Regions from separate parts of the Homo sapiens genome. Here region 2 is linked to region 1. A link is a loop called in an ENCODE intact Hi-C map of the cell type or tissue named here. Cell type or tissue: chondrocyte. All regions are shown on one strand. Links, peaks and the distances in the headings refer to the core of each region. The heading gives the core; the rest is flanking DNA.

Region 1 (2,877 bases), core at 378-2,877:
TCCCCCCACCCCCAGCTCTCCCTGACCCCCCAGCGGGTTAGGAGCCTGCAGGATCCACAACCCTTAACGCCACCTGTCACAGCCTCAATCCCATCTGTCTCCCAGATGTGGAGGGTAGGGCATGACTGACACAGGCAGAAGCTGGGGAGTGTAGGGGACAGACACAGGGGCACTCCCATGGCTGCTGTCTCCCGAGGCCTCTCCCCGTAAGCCTGGATACAGTGTCCCTCCAGTGGTACCTGGGGCCCCAGGCCACGGTGCCGGAGGTTCAGCTCTTGGGCGCTCCCTTGGCGCAGAAAGCAGGAGATGGGCACAACACTATGGGCCCGGCAAGACCTCAGGTACAGTGTGTCCCTGACCAGTTCTCCAAGCCCATCGGTGCCTGGCAGGAGACAGGGGGACGAATGTGGACCCTGCACAGCTACAGCCACCTGTGTCCTCCCCTGCCCTGTGTCACTACCTGGCCTATGTTTTGCCTCTAGAAGCACTGCTTCCTGTGCTTCTTGGGACCACTGCTCCCATATGACAGATGAGGACATCAAGCCTCAGGCAACGCAAATCTTTTCCTTAAAGTCATACGGCTATCAAAAGAAAGCTGGACAACCTGGGCAACATAGCTAGACAAATTTTCTTTTTTTTTTTTTCGAGACAGACTCTTGCTCTGTCACCCAGGCTGGAATGCAGTGGCACGATCTCGGCTCACTGAAACCTCTGCCTCCCAGGTTCAAGCAATTCTCCTGCCTCAGCCTCCCGAGTAGCTGGGATTACAGGCGCCCACCACCACACTGGGCTAGTTTTTTGTATTTTCAGTAGAGACGGGGTTTCACCATGTTGGCCAGGCTGGTCTCGAACTCCTGACCTCAGGTGATCTGCCTGCCTGGGCCTCCCAAAGTGCTGTGATTACAGGCGTGAGCCACCCCACCCAGCCAAAAAATTTTTATATTAGCCAGACGTGGTGGTCTCCTGTAGTCCCAGCTACTCAGGAGGCTGAGGCAGAAGGCTCACTAGAGTGCAGAGTTCAAGGCTGCAGTGAGCTATTATCCTGCCACTGCACTGACGCCCGGGTGACAGAGCAAGACCCTGGCTCTAATAAATAAATAATTTATTTATATATTTATTTATTAATAAATATGAGCCCAAGCAACCCAATGTTGTTTGTAGTAGAAGTCATGGCTGGCCTGCGCTGAGCATCCCACAGCTAGTGGTGGTAGCTAATCCTGCCAGAGTCAGGCCTCTGCCTGTCTGATGCCAAATTGCATGCTGTGTCTTTTAACCTGGATTGCAGGCCACAAATGTTTTGTAAACATTTTACGGGAGAAAAAACCGAGATAGTTCTAAATTCCATACATCCATTAGCTTAGTTTTTCCTGTGGATTGGGAAAACCCGGCTCTGATTTCATTTCAGGGTGGGACAGCCCTTGGTGCACTGTCTGGCGGGATTTTGCATTTTATCCTGATGCTTCCAGGAGCAATGAAGGGAAGGCAGGGGGCTGGAGGCGCCCCGCAGGCGGGTACGTTCCCTGCTGGCCTTAGCCCCAGCCCGCCTCCCCCAACCCCTGCGGGAGAAGACCCCCAAAGGGGAGGAGTCGGGCCTGCCCCCTCCCCCGAGCACCTTCCGTCTCCAGGTCGGAGTCCCAATTGGCCTCGGGACCCTGCTCGGCCTCGGGGACCCCTGAAAGACGCCCACAGGCCACCATAGCCTCTTCTTTCTGCTCTTCATCCTCCCCAGACCTCTCACAGGAACCCCTCATGGTTACGACCCTCTCGCAGTCTCAGACACTGAGTCGGAGACAGCTTGACCCCGCGCCCAGAGCGCGGCCCGGGATTGTGGGCGGAGTCTGCGGCTGCGCTGACCAACCGAATGTGCCGTCCAGCAACAGGCACCCCCCACAGCCAATAGCGACGCGCTCTCCCGCGGCGGTCGCCCCGGCAACCCGGTGTTGTCGGTTGCCGTAGAAACTGTGGCCGGCTTGTGCTGAGGCTCCTCGCCCGGGCTGATACACTGCATGCGCCACAGACCATGCACCGGATTGGGCGCCTTGCTGCGTTTATCCCCCTGCCTCCCCTAGGCGGTTCCAGCATCGCCCCCCTTTCATGGAATGGGAAACATGCCTGACTCCAGAGCTTGTGTTTTCTTCACTGCACTTGGGAATGGCTTTTCAGGAGGGCCTGGGGAACTTCGCAGAGCCAGGTCACCCTCTCACTCTGTGGCTCTCAGTTCTCTTGCATGCGCTGGCCTTTGCATACGCTGTTCGCTCCCCTGGGAACCTCCATCCCCATCTTTGTCTGCTTGTTGAACTTCAGAATCTGCAAGCGTCAGCTCAGAAGTCACTTATTCCTGAAGCTTTACTCAGAGCCCCCCCGGGGCTGTTGCTGCCCTCAGGCCGTCTTCTCACAGCACTGATAACAGCTGTCCTTCCCCATCCTCTCACCACGTCCACTCCCACCGGAGGAAGTGAGGCCAGAGGGCAGGGACAGAGCTGCTGTTTTCTGTGTGCCACCAGGGCCCAGCAAAGAGAATGTAGGGAGGGTGGGAGGTGCAGGGCAGCTGGGGTTAGGGGCTGAAGGCTGGGTGTTGGAGGCTGGATCCTGCTTTAGTGGAAGTGTCCCTTTAACAGCGGCTGGCGTGGCCTGGCTCGGGCCCTGCTTTGCCTCCTGTTCAGCTGCGGCTGCAGCTGCCATGCTGACTCATGTGCCCGCAGCTAGCAGGAGCTGGCAGCATGGGCTCCCCAGGGGCCACAGCAGACTAGGGGCTTCTGGATTATAAAACGGAGAAGTATGTGATGACCAGGAACTGGTGGGGGGGCGCCCTGCAGAGGCTGCTGCAGTTTGGGATCGTCGTCTATGTGGTAGGGTAAGAGAGAAGAGCTTTTGGCC
Region 2 (2,901 bases), core at 129-2,628, 84 kb after region 1:
CCCTGACACAAGGCAAGTGCAGGCCTGACCTGGGGCAAGTCCATTGTGGCTCCCTTTGCCGCAGGCACTGTGCTTGAGGTTCCTGCTGCCCCATGGTGGGGCAGAAATCACAAGATCTTCGTAGAGCAAAAGCTAAAACCAAGGGCAGGCTAAAAGTGCTGCCTCTCCCGAAGGGCCCTCAGGCTTAGTGGAGATGCATGTGGACCAGGGGCCCCAGGAAGACCCAGGAGGGCTCTGAGCCCCGGGCAGCCTGAGGTCCTGATATTGCCCCAGGGATAGTTCTGGAAAGACGATAATATTCCAGCAGCTTTGACAGTACCAAATGGGGCACATGGCTGCGGTGAGATGACCTAGAGCAGCTGGGAGGTCCCTCAAGCCCATCAGACACCCCAAAGGCAGCAGGAGATAGCCAAGGTTAGAGAAGCAGTGAGTGCGGGGAGGATAATTCCACAGCCTGGGAGAGAGGTGGATCCCTAGGCACCCCCAGCCCTGGAGCACCCCACCACACAGCAAGCTTGTCCCTCTCCTCCTTACATGTACCCTCTACTGTCAGGTTCTCCTGTTCCCCACTCCCCTCACCCTAGGGTCTCCAAGTAGGGTGTGCAGGTATTTTAGGTAAGAAAGTGGCCGGGCGTAGCGGCTCACGCCTGTGATCCCAACACTTTGTGGGGGCTGAAGCAGGAGGATCACTGCCTGGGCAACATGGCAAAACTGTCTCTACAAAAAACAAACAAAACAACACTTCACCTTGGTGTGGTGGTGCAAGCCTGTAGTCCCAGCCACTTGGGAGGCTGAGGTGGGAGGATGGCTTGGGCCTGGGCAGTCAAGGCTGCAGTGAGCCATGATTCTGCCACTACATCCAGCCTGGGCGACAAAGTGAGACCCTGTCTCAAAAGAAGAAAAAAAAAAAAAAGGCCGGGTGCAGTGGCTCACACCTGTAATCCCAGTATTTTGGGAGACCAAGGTAGGAGGATTACTTGAGGTCAGGGGTTCAAGACCAGCCTGGCCAACAAGATGAAACCCCATCTCTACTAAAAATACAAAAATTAGCTGGGTGTGGTGGCACACACCTGTAATCCCAGCTACTCAGGAGGCTGACGCAGGAGAATCGCTTGAACCCAGGAGGCAGAGGTTGCAGTGAGCCGAGGTTGCGCCACTGCAGAGTGAGATGGCAGAGTGAGACTCCGCCAAAAAAAAAAGAGAAAGAGAAAGAAAAGGGAGGAAGGGGAGGGGAGGGGAAGGGAAGGGAGAGGAAAGGAGGGGACGGGAGGGGAGAAGGGGAAGGAAAAAAAAAAAAAGAACTGAGCCAACTTCAGTATCTAACATTGTGATTGACACTGTCGCCCCTCTGGAGCCCAATCTGAGAATCAGCAGGATTCTCCTTGTTCTGTCTCAGGGTTCTGAAGGCAGAAACAAGACTAGGGGCCTTTTCCCTGCAGGCTGAGGCGGATTTCCAGACGCAGAGACCTCAACTTAATTAACTGATCCCCAGGAAACGTTGAAGGACTGATACAGCACAGCCAACATGAGCCAAGGGCAGCTGTGTGGAGGGGCAAGCTGATGCAGTGGTGCCCACAGATGCACAGTGATTCATTCATATGGAAGCATAGGTTGGGGGATTCCCCAGGTCAAAGAACTGGGGCCCAACCCCATCGCCCATGCCTGTTCCTGCCCCTCTGCCTTGCCCTGGCTACTGCAGCCCAGCTTCTTCTCGGCCCAGGTCTGTCTACACAGGCCTGACGACTGTATGCCCAGCACCCACTGGATTCTTTGGGGTTGTTCAACTCTGTCCAAAGTCAGCTCCAGCCCATTGACCTATTCAGTTCAGACTAGGCCCTCCTCAAATGGCTGGCTTTGCAGCGCACACTCTCCTGTCCCCAGGCTCTGGGATAGCCAGTCTTATTTATTTATTTATTTATTTATTTATTTATTTATTTATTTATTTTGAGACGGACTCTTGCTCTGTCTCCCAGGCTGGAGTGCAGTGGCGCGATCTTGGCTCACTGCAAGCTCCGCCTCCTGGGTTCACGCCATTCTCCTGCCTCAGCCTCCCCAGTAGCTGGGACTACAGGCGCCTGCCACCATGCCGGGCTAAGATTTTTTGGTATTTTTCATAAAGACAGGGTTTCCCCGTGTGAGTCAGGATGGTCTCGATCTCCTGACTTTGTGATCCGCCCACCTTGGCCTCCCAAAGTGCTGGGATTACAGGTGTGAGCCACCGCGCCCGGACTTTTTTTTTTTTTTTTTTTTTTTGAGATGGAGTTTCACTCTTTTTGCCCAGGCTGGAGTGCAATGGCATGATTTGGGGTCACCGTAACCTCCGCCTCCCAGGTTCAAGCAATTTTCCTGCCTCAGCCTCCCGAGTAGCTGGGATTACAGGCGTGTGCCACCATGCCCGGCTAATTTTGTATTTTTAGTAGAGATAGGGTTTCTCCATGTTGGTCAGGCTGGTCTTGAACTCCTGACCCCAGGTGATCTGCCTGCCTTGGCCTCCCAAAGTGCCGGGATTACAGGCATGAGCCACCGCGCCTGGTGAGGGATAGCCAGTCTTAATCCCTGTTCTCATGGAGGGAGGTGGCAGGAGCTGAGGGCAGATGCCCGTAGGTGTTCATAGGAGAGGAAAAGGGCATTCACACAGAAGAAACAGTGTGGGCAAGGAGGTAAGATGGTAAATTCTGGAGAACTCAGAATATGCCAGTCCAGTCCAGCTTGCCATGAAGTTCTGGGCAGGGGCCTGGCATGGAGGTTGGCTGGTCTGGAGGAACAGGGGGAGCTGGGTAAGGAGTCTTCATCACATGTGTTTTGTTTTTGAAATGGGGTTTCTCTCTGTCACCCAGGCTGGAGTTCAGGAGTACGATCATAGCTCACTGCAGCCTTGAACTCCTAGGCTCAAGGGATTCT

Evidence for each region. Peaks named below come from ENCODE experiments on the same cell type or tissue, not always from the same donor. Only the 100,000 strongest peaks of a DNase experiment are listed, where the experiment ranks them.
Region 2: it touches region 1 in a loop (3-fold over the local background); 4 of 110 quality-filtered maps call a loop at or near these places.

The regions. Positions count from the first base shown.
Region 1 is chr22:21,044,861-21,047,737 of GRCh38, reverse strand. LRRC74B (leucine rich repeat containing 74B) reads right to left here and starts at 1,792. Exons shown (of 10, transcript NM_001291006.2): 1 at 1,613-1,792; 2 at 240-382. The coding sequence starts at 1,751. In chondrocyte, for the core only: no CTCF peak of the experiment used is centred there; a DNase peak (open chromatin) is centred at 1,929.
Region 2 is chr22:20,960,516-20,963,416 of GRCh38, reverse strand. The region is part of intron 1 of LINC01637 (long intergenic non-protein coding RNA 1637); the gene reads right to left. Among named protein-coding and RNA genes, the nearest start is that of LINC01637, 4.9 kb to the right of the region's middle. RefSeq lists enhancers at 1,401-1,460, 1,501-1,590. In chondrocyte, for the core only: CTCF peaks have their summits at 1,151 and 1,360; no DNase peak of the experiment used is centred there.